3 separate regions of the Homo sapiens genome follow, and all the other regions are linked to region 1. Evidence: chromatin contacts called from ENCODE Hi-C or POLR2A ChIA-PET data. All regions are on one chromosome and are shown on one strand. The core of a region is the stretch at or near the end of the contact, and the rest is flanking DNA. Distances in the headings are between cores, read along the strand shown. Region 1 overlaps ADGRV1 (adhesion G protein-coupled receptor V1). Region 2 has its middle 18 kb from the start of LUCAT1. Region 3 overlaps ADGRV1 (adhesion G protein-coupled receptor V1).

Evidence for each region. Hi-C counts contacts between places; a loop is a spot of excess contacts on that map. ChIA-PET counts read pairs that join two places held with the same protein, here RNA polymerase II (POLR2A). Pooled maps may share reads with other maps.
Region 2: a loop to region 1 is called in a map of PC-9, with 5 times the contacts of the local background. The contact joins two enhancer-like sites. A Hi-C loop is called at or near these places in 40 of 168 maps with a recorded cell type or tissue (A673, CD14-positive monocyte, Caco-2 and 22 more), 2 of 37 single-sample maps with no recorded cell type and 32 of 50 pooled maps. POLR2A ChIA-PET finds 5 or more read pairs at or near these places in 2 of 52 experiments (MCF 10A and activated CD4-positive, alpha-beta T cell).
Region 3: a map of MCF 10A shows a loop between it and region 1 (14-fold over the local background). The contact joins two enhancer-like sites. A Hi-C loop is called at or near these places in 71 of 168 maps with a recorded cell type or tissue (A673, Caco-2, Calu3 and 41 more), 27 of 37 single-sample maps with no recorded cell type and 46 of 50 pooled maps. POLR2A ChIA-PET finds 5 or more read pairs at or near these places in 2 of 52 experiments (MCF 10A and activated CD8-positive, alpha-beta memory T cell).

What each region holds. Positions count from the first base shown.
Region 1 is chr5:91,100,524-91,103,452 of GRCh38, reverse strand. ADGRV1 (adhesion G protein-coupled receptor V1) reads right to left here. Exons shown (of 90, transcript NM_032119.4): 87 at 1,113-1,234. Among named protein-coding and RNA genes, the nearest start is that of LUCAT1, 210 kb to the left of the region's middle. Within about 2 kb of position 1,477, at least 3 of the 41 ENCODE cell types and tissues checked have a DNase peak (open chromatin) inside an H3K27ac peak, as active enhancers do.
Region 2 is chr5:91,295,329-91,298,257 of GRCh38, reverse strand. No RefSeq gene overlaps it. Among named protein-coding and RNA genes, the nearest start is that of LUCAT1, 18 kb to the left of the region's middle. Within about 2 kb of position 1,442, at least 12 of the 41 ENCODE cell types and tissues checked have a DNase peak (open chromatin) inside an H3K27ac peak, as active enhancers do.
Region 3 is chr5:90,930,687-90,933,615 of GRCh38, reverse strand. All of the region lies in intron 83 of ADGRV1 (adhesion G protein-coupled receptor V1), which reads right to left. Among named protein-coding and RNA genes, the nearest start is that of ADGRV1, 370 kb to the right of the region's middle. Within about 2 kb of position 1,480, at least 5 of the 41 ENCODE cell types and tissues checked have a DNase peak (open chromatin) inside an H3K27ac peak, as active enhancers do.

The DNA.
Region 1 (2,929 bases), core at 228-2,727:
CTCAAAATGCTCTCTTTACATGGCACCTGCCATACTAGATTCTTAGAGCTGATTGTTCACTCTTTGAATCATCAGATCCCAGAGAGGCCGGACTGTCTTCTTTACCACCTGGCAATAGTAAGTGCTCACCTGTAACTATAACCACAGACAGTTGTCTATATAGAAACTTGTAGCAACTTGGTTCTAAACTTTTAATTGTTTTGTATTTTCCCCTTCCTAAGTTGATAATGTCCTTGATTAGGCACCATCATGTAAGCTATGATCTAACTGAAGAGTTTGTCTGCTCAGGTGCAAACCTAAAAAATGACTGGAGTCACATTTCAATTGTATGCTACAATTCTGAAGGTGTGTATATGTCTGTGTGTTTGCCACACATGATCCTTGCAAGATGGTAGCCAAAAGAAGGACTATTTAGAGATAATTTAATAAATTTAAGAAATTCTTTTAGTCTAGGACAGATCGTTTCACTTTGGAAAACAAGGAAAATGTGTTCATTTGTTCCATTTGTTAATATCAGGGTGCAACATTTTTCCATTTAACAAAAGTACTAAAAATCTCAGCTTTCATTTTTGCTGCAGTTATATAATTTCTAGTTATCCAAGCATGCTTATAAAACTAATTTAAGCTGGGCACTGCTGGACTTAGGGGATGTCAGTCATGTTTTAGTGAACCAAACACTCTCATTTCACTAAGCATCACACTTAAGAGGGGACTGCTTGAACATCACTATTTCACTCCTCAATTGATCTAATTTCTAGACCCAGCCACAATCCAAATATGTGCATTGATCTTACATGACTGCCATTTGCAAAGTTGATAAACATCAATCCTACTGAAAAAGAAATATGTTTGTGTAGTTACTTCGATGTTCAAAATGAAGGAGAATAAATATTTTGTCTTCCCTAATTGTATAATGAGCAAGTTAGAATCCCAGTCATATTTCAAATGTTAAGGATTTAGGTTCCTATCATTTTATTTTACAACTCTATATGATGTTATTATGTACACAAATTCACCTGTGTGTGGATGCTTGACTCTTTAATATTGAAATTCTATGCCTTGTGTTCATTAAGATAAATGTATGTTGTCACTAACCAAATTGTAAGGCTTACCTGCAGACTGTTGAAAATGACAAAGAGAACCAACATCCAGAAGTGTCTGTAGGCCATGTGTAGTCCTCCCCAAAGCCATGTCACGGAAATCAGAGCAAAGAGATATAAAATCAGTGGAATTTCTAGAAATAAAAAAAAAAGAATTTTTGAGCTTCAGAATACTGCACAGTCACATGTATACACAGTTATTTTTGGCTTCTTTCTGTGGTATTCTAGTGCCCATTTTGAGAGAACAACCTTGGAAATCCCATTCTTATGCCAGAGGGGAGAAGGCACATTGCTGAGTCCACATTCTGTTTTGCAAATGGGGCTGCTGGTAGGCCCAGGGATGGCTGGGGGAGGATGAGAACTGTTCCTCTCCTAGACTACCACCTGCTGGACTGTTCAGTAAGTACCACAAAGCAACAATGGATTTGTAGAAATCTCCTTAAAAGACTGTTCCACCAGAAAATGGCAGGCAGTAGTGTGCTCCCGAAATTAGCATATTCCAACCAGGCACTTAAGAACAGAAATTATATAACATCGTGCGTGTGTGCGTGTGTGTGTGTGTGCATGCGCACGTGTGTGTGTGTTGGAAAAACCTGTACTCACATCTTTTTTCTGACTGAGAAGACACCAAAATTTATTGGTAAGTTTAAGAGCAAAGATGAAGTGACTGATTCATAATGATCAACTAAACTTATTCTACACATGTTCTAATGCAGTTTGTTTCAGACGTTTTCAGAATAGATTTTCTCAGGGCCAAGGGACTTTATTACCCTTTCCACTTGTCTATTTTGAGTTTTCTTTGCTATCTGAGTTTTAGAATAATAACCATATAGAGGCGATCTTAATATTTAAGTGACAAGTTATATAAGATTTAGAAAGTGAATCGGATCTTTGCAGCCACAAATAAACACATTTTCAAGCTGTTGAAAGACATCAGGGTAGACCACACCACTGACAACTTTCATGACAGACCTCAAAGCCCTTCTTTACCCACTATCATCAATTAACACCTAAAATCCTCGTCCACTATGGAAATTTAAACAGTTGCTTACAACTTTAGCAATTTTCAAATTTAATTTTACTTGGAAACAATCTCAAACATACAGAAGACGTGCAAGTAGAGTACAATGAGAAAGTTTTTTTTTCCCTGAATTAATTGAAAATTGTGAATCTGATCCCCCATTACCCTCTGAATAATGTGTATTTTCTACAAAGACATTTTCCTACATAAACATGATGCCATCAAATTAGGAAATTAACACTGATATAGTACTATCATTCTCAGATTCCATTTTATTATACCAGTAATTTCCTTTTTAGCAGAGAGATCCAGAGATCCAGTCGTGTATAGTTGACACGTCTTCGTAGATTCTTAATCCCAAATGGGTCTTCTGTGTGTCCTTGACTTTTGTAACCCTGACACTTTTGATGATTACCAGCCAGTTTTTCTTGCAGTGTCCTTAAATTTGAGTTTATTTGATTTTTCTCGTGATTAGATTTAGATTATAAGCCGTTAGAAATCACAGAAGGGATGCTGAGTTCATCTTACAGCATTCTATAAGGTGACGCAAGAACTCAATTTTTCCCGTTACTGAAGATGTTCATTTTGGTCACTTGATTAAGATGATGGCTGCACAAATTCTTCACTGTAAAGTTAGCATTTTCCCCTGTGTAATTAAGAAGTTTTATATGTGGCATTTCTTTGAAACTATGTAAATATCTTTTTCCTTATCAAATGTTTGATTTATCCACTTATTTATCTTCTAATGTAGACTAATATATTCCTGCTTATTTAGCATATTATCCATTATTCTTTCTTTTCCCCTTCC
Region 2 (2,929 bases), core at 193-2,692, 190 kb before region 1:
GAGTTTGAACCAAAGCAACTCCATCTTGAATAGGAGCTGCGTAAAATGAGGCTAAACCTACTGGGCTGCATTCCCAGATGGTTAGGCATTCTAAGTCACAGCATGAGATAGGAGTTTGGCTCAAGATACAGGTCATAAAGACCTTGCTGATAAAACAGCTTGCAGTAAAGAAGCCAGCTAAATCCCACCAACATCAAGGTGGTGATGAGAGTGACCTCTGCTCATCCTCACTGCTACACTCCCACCAGAGCCATGACAGTTTACGAATACCATGGCAACATCAGGAAGTTACCCTATGTGGTGTAAAAAGGGGAGGCATGAATAATCCACCCCTTGTTTAGCATATCATCAAGAAATAACCATAAAAATGGGCAACCAGCAGCCATCAGGGCTGCTCTATGGAGTAGCCATTCTTTTATTCCTTTACTTTTTTTTTTTTTGAGATGCAGTCGCACTCTGTCACCCAGGCTGGAGTGCAGTGGCACAATCTTAGCTCACCGCAACCTCCGCCTCCTAGGTTCAGGCAATTCTCCTGCCTCAGCCTCCCGAGTAGCTGGGATTACAGGCATGCACCACCACGCCCACCTAATTTTTTTTATTTTTAGTAGAGATGGGGTTTCGCTGTGTTGGCCAGGCCGGTCTCGAACTCCTGACATCAGGTAATCCACCCGCCTCAGAGTCCCAAATTGCTGGGATTACAGGCATGAGTCACCCCACCCAGCCTTTTACTTTCTTAATAAGCTGACTTTCACTTTATAGATTTGCCTCAAATTCTTTTTGTGTGAGATCCAAGAACCCTCTCTTGGGGTCTGAATCATACCCCTTTCGGGTTACAGCCTATCACAGCATTTTTAATCCTATGCACTTAACACTTCTGTATAGAAAAAGAACATCACACTAGAATTTTGATGACAATAGATGACAATATGATGAATCTTATTATATGAAGTGTTAAACTTATTAGAGCAGATATGGTACTAAAAATAAAATCCCACCTCCTCTAAAGTTCTTCTAGTCTCCAAGGCCATCATTTTTCATAAATACTGCAATATTTCTTCTACATCTTGCTAGTCTAAAAGTATTAATACTCTTTGCAAAGTGCACAGCTCATTACTAGGTAGTAACTTAAGCAAAGGAAAAAAGCTGGCTGGATCAATGATTTGTCACCAAGGTCTGAATCACAGGAGTTTGGTCTCTGGTGTATCCTCTTGGTCCAGAAAGTAGGAGGTGGTGGTCCAGTGAGCCAGGAATTGCCTGGCAGCATCAACATCCTGGCTGTTACTTGGGATAGGTTGCATTTTTTGGCTTTTGCTCTTGAACCAAAAGTTCAAGTGTGAAAACCAGGACTGACGCTTCTCCTCTGCTGAAGCCAGGTTACCCCCAGTTCAGCCAGAAGTTAGCTTGAGGGTGGAGTGGCCCAGCATTCCAGGAGTGGCACATGTCAGCAGGAGCTGTGCCAGGGCTGTGTCCCAACCGCAGAGCTGGGCTTGCCACACATCCTTCACTTCATTAGTATAGTGGATTTCTGGGTGACTGGGCAGAGACACTATTGAGACAGAATTGAGATGTGATTTACATGCTGGGTCTATTATCTCAGCTTTGGGAGGCACATATTAGATGAAAGTCAGGCTGTGGCCTGCAGAAATTAGCCCCCGTCTCCACTGTACCTGGAAATGAACGCTTTTGTTTCATATTTCTTAAGAGTAAAGAGCTCATGTTTCTCTCTTTGCTTCTTTTTTCTTTTCTTTTCTTTTTGTTTTTGAAATGGAGTCTTGCTCTGTCGCCCAGGCTGGAATGCAATGGTGCAATCTCGGCTCAGTGCAATCTCCACCTCCCGAGTTCAAGTGATTCTCCTGCCTCAGCCTCCGGAGTAGCTGGGATTACAGGCACGCGCCACCAGGCCCCGCTAATTTTTGTATTTTTAGTAGAGACAGGTTTTCACCATGTTGGCCAGGCTGGTCTCCACCTCCTGACCTCAAGTGATCCACCCACCTCGGCCTCCGCAAGTGCTGGGATTACAGGCATGAGCCACTGTGCCCAGCCTCTCCCTTTGCTTCTTTTGCATAACCAAATACTTTCAGAGCAGTGGTTCCCACACTGCATCAGAAAGAGGCAAACACATCCCAATCTCCCCTTCTGACATAACCTATCCCCTTATAATGCAGGCATTTGATATTCTCTTTAATACAAATAAGTTTTTAGAAAACTACAATGATAGATGTAAATGGAAAAGAAAAGCATTTTTTTTCTCTCTACTCTCACACTCAACACAGAACACTTAAGCGAGGTGCAGTGGCTCACGCCTGTAATCCCAGTACTTTGGGAGGCCGAGACAGGCGGATCACCTGAGGTCAGGAGTTTGAGACCAGCCTCGCCAACATGGTGAAAACCTGTCTCTACTAAAAATATGAAAATTAGCCAGGTATGTTGGTGAGTGCCTGGAATCTCAGCTACTTGGGAGGCTGAGGTGGGAAAATTGCTTGAACCCAGGAGGCGGAGGTTGCAGGGAGCTGAGATTACACCACTGCACTCCAGCCTGGGCAACAGAGCTAGACTCCATCTCAAAATAAATAATAAAAAAAAAAGAATACTTATTTGACTAGACATGTAGGATTTTTGCCACACACCAAGTAATTTTCCAGCACATACCAACTGGGTGTCTTCTAATTCAATTAGGACACTGTCTACTTGGAGATAGTGTCAGATCTCACAGATTTGGGTCTCCATTTCATGAGACTGGTGCCTATTTCAAATGTCAATCACAAGTCCTAGGTTGTGACCTGTGCTTCTGGCCAACCTGCTATAAATCAGGGTCCCCACAGTCCCCCTAACGCCCCACTTTGGGTTCAATAATTTAGATAACACAGGGAAACACTTTACTTGTGTTTACTGGTTAATTATAAAGGATGTTACAAAGGATATAGGTGAA
Region 3 (2,929 bases), core at 231-2,730, 170 kb after region 1:
TCAACCAACTCTTCTGCACAAACCCTGCCAGTGACTTTCTATCTCATTTGGAGAAAAATTCTACTAGGTCCTGGCACATCTCACTAACTTCATCTCCCACCACTCCCCCTCACATTCCAGAACCAGACTCACTTACTGCCCTTAAAATAAACCTCAGGACTATATTTGCTTTGCCCTTTTATCTGGAATGTATCCCCCAGCTACATGCATAGCTTTCTTCCTCATTTCCCTCAGATCTCTGCTCAAATAGTATCTTCTCAGATACATTTTCCTTGGCATCCCTATATAAAATAGTTCTGCTTCTAACACTCTTAATCCTTTTACAACATTACCCTTTGTCATTGCAATTAATCCTACTCTGGTGTGCACCCCTGCCTTGCCACCACTACCACCAAACATAAACACCATGAGTAAATTTTGTTTGTATGTTCATTGCCGTAAACAAAATATAGAACAAGGCCCGACACAGAGCAGACACTCAATAAGTGAATGAATTGATGGGACCAGGTCTCAAGCTCTGAGATTAAAAAATTTGAGAAATCATGCTTTTTAAGTAAACCAACCACTTTCAATTTGAAGTTCATTAAAAGTCTTCAGAGAGTGATTATTCCGGGATCACTAATAACTCTAATTTTATACGTATAATTATATACGTGGGGCCTGCATATCAATATGTGACCAGCACAATGTGTGATGAGAGTGACTTTCACATGCCACTGAGCAAGTGTCCTTTTTATACAGTCTTGTTGCTGTGTGTTTTTACATGTATACATATATGTATGTGTGTATACTATGTGTATGTATACACACACACACACACAACTCACGACAAGCCTATATTCTCTGATTTTTTTTAATCTGAAAGCTTTTTCTGACACAAATCACTGTTTGTCTTTTGCAGCGATGCATTCTATGGTGACTTAATGTTTTCAATTGTTCACAACTGAGCTATACTTAGAGATCTATATGTTTTTACATTTGAAAATAAATATCAGGGAGAATATTACTATTTTAAAGGTAATAGTAGAACTTTTAGTGAACACTTGATATCAAACACATTGTGTTTTTCTAGTAAGTTAAGCATCTCTCCACAAACTAGTACCTTGAAAAACAAGTACCAACCAAAACATTTGGAAGTTGTTTTTGTTGGTTTGTTTTAAACAACAACAAAAAAGGCCATTTCCACTAGCAAACAGAAGCAAGGTACAAAACTTAGCTTAGTAACAAAAACACAAAAGATGAGTAAATACCCACAGGTTTTTATTGGGGAAAGTCAGCGGGACACCCTGGGAAACAGAGCTTGGAAAGAGTGCCTCCTAGTGGGCAAACTAACTCAATGTAGACGTGATGAGATGGAAAAGTACCTTTTACACGAAAATGAAATGGGATATTTGGGAAATCATACCACTAATGAAAAAACATTCACAGCCCTGAGAACTCATTTCCTGGCAAGTTACCACTTCCTTGAATTCTCTCACCTGCTAAAATGATTACATACAGATTTACCCACGAAGAAAATAAACTAAGCTGCCCTGCAATGCTTGAGAAATCCCTTCTAGCAAGTGGAAAATTTATAACAATTTATGTGGAGAAGGAAAATAAAACAAAGTGAGTAAAGTAAAAATCTAAAGCTAGAGTCCCTCATGCTTATCTTTGCTGTTTCAACTTTGTGCCTCTGCTCTTATGGACCATTCATTTTATGTCCACTAAATATTCAATTAAGTTTTCAGATTTTAGGGGCTTAAATTTATTTAAGCAGCAAGGAACATCAATTTTTCTCTAAGCCAATATACGGTAAAGGATTTTCAAGTATATGCCTGTCCAGAAAGAGTGATTTCATTTCTTTTCATCAATTAGGAAACATGCGTAATTATAGACTAACAAGTAGGAATTAACCATTATTAAAATATTTCTTTTAAGAAATTGTGTTGTCAATTTTAATAAAATGTTTGTTGAATTATGCTGTTTTCCATACTTCAACATAATCACATATAAAATTTGGCACATAAGCAAAATGATTTTTTTCTTACAATTTGTGATTTTTAAAAATATGCTGACTTCCAGGTAGAATTATATTACTTCAAGAAAAGCAAACATTTTACCTAGTGAAATTTGTCAATTTGGGCATCACTAGGAGAACTGAACTAAGAAAAGGAATTTGATTTATAGAAACTATTTGAATGTATCTAGCTCCATAAGTGAGCTAGCTTCATTAAGTGAGCTGGATACATTCTTGGATAAGTGACTAACTTTTTGGAAAACTCATCCCTTCCACATCACCCCTTTGCCCTAAATCTTCACTGTATAAACTTGTTTGATATCTGGCCCTTGATGACTTAGCTCTTGTTTACCAGTCCAGCCTCATCCCCCATGACTTCTCAAATTTGCATTACCCACCAGTCATCTTAAACTGCTGTTTCATTCTCTTTCTCCATCCATACACGACATTCTGTCGGATCTGCCTGCTTTTACCAGTGCTGCTTGCTTTGCCAGGACACACTTCCAGCAAGTACCTCCTTCTCCCTCCTCTCTCTCTTCACCTATAAAAAAATCTACAAATCTTTCAGCTTTGGTGTCATCTATTCCGAGTCACCTTGGGATGAACAAAGTGGCCCCTTCTCTGAGGTCTCATGGCACAAGTTCAGAAGTTTTCTTATCACTGATGCAACATACTAAAATATTCTGGTTAGGTTTCTCCTTCAAAGTTAGGCAGTAGTAATCCCAGATGGCCCAGAGGGGACCCTCTGCAAGTGTTTAATGAATTGGATATTCTATATTATGCAGGCTCTCATATTGTGAGAGATATTTCATTAAAACCTAGGTAAAATTATTGTTACCGAACATGAAACCACAATATTTCCTCATGTAAGTTATTTACAGTAGTGCAAGACCAAGTTGATTAGGGCAGTAAAAATTATCAGGTAAGCAA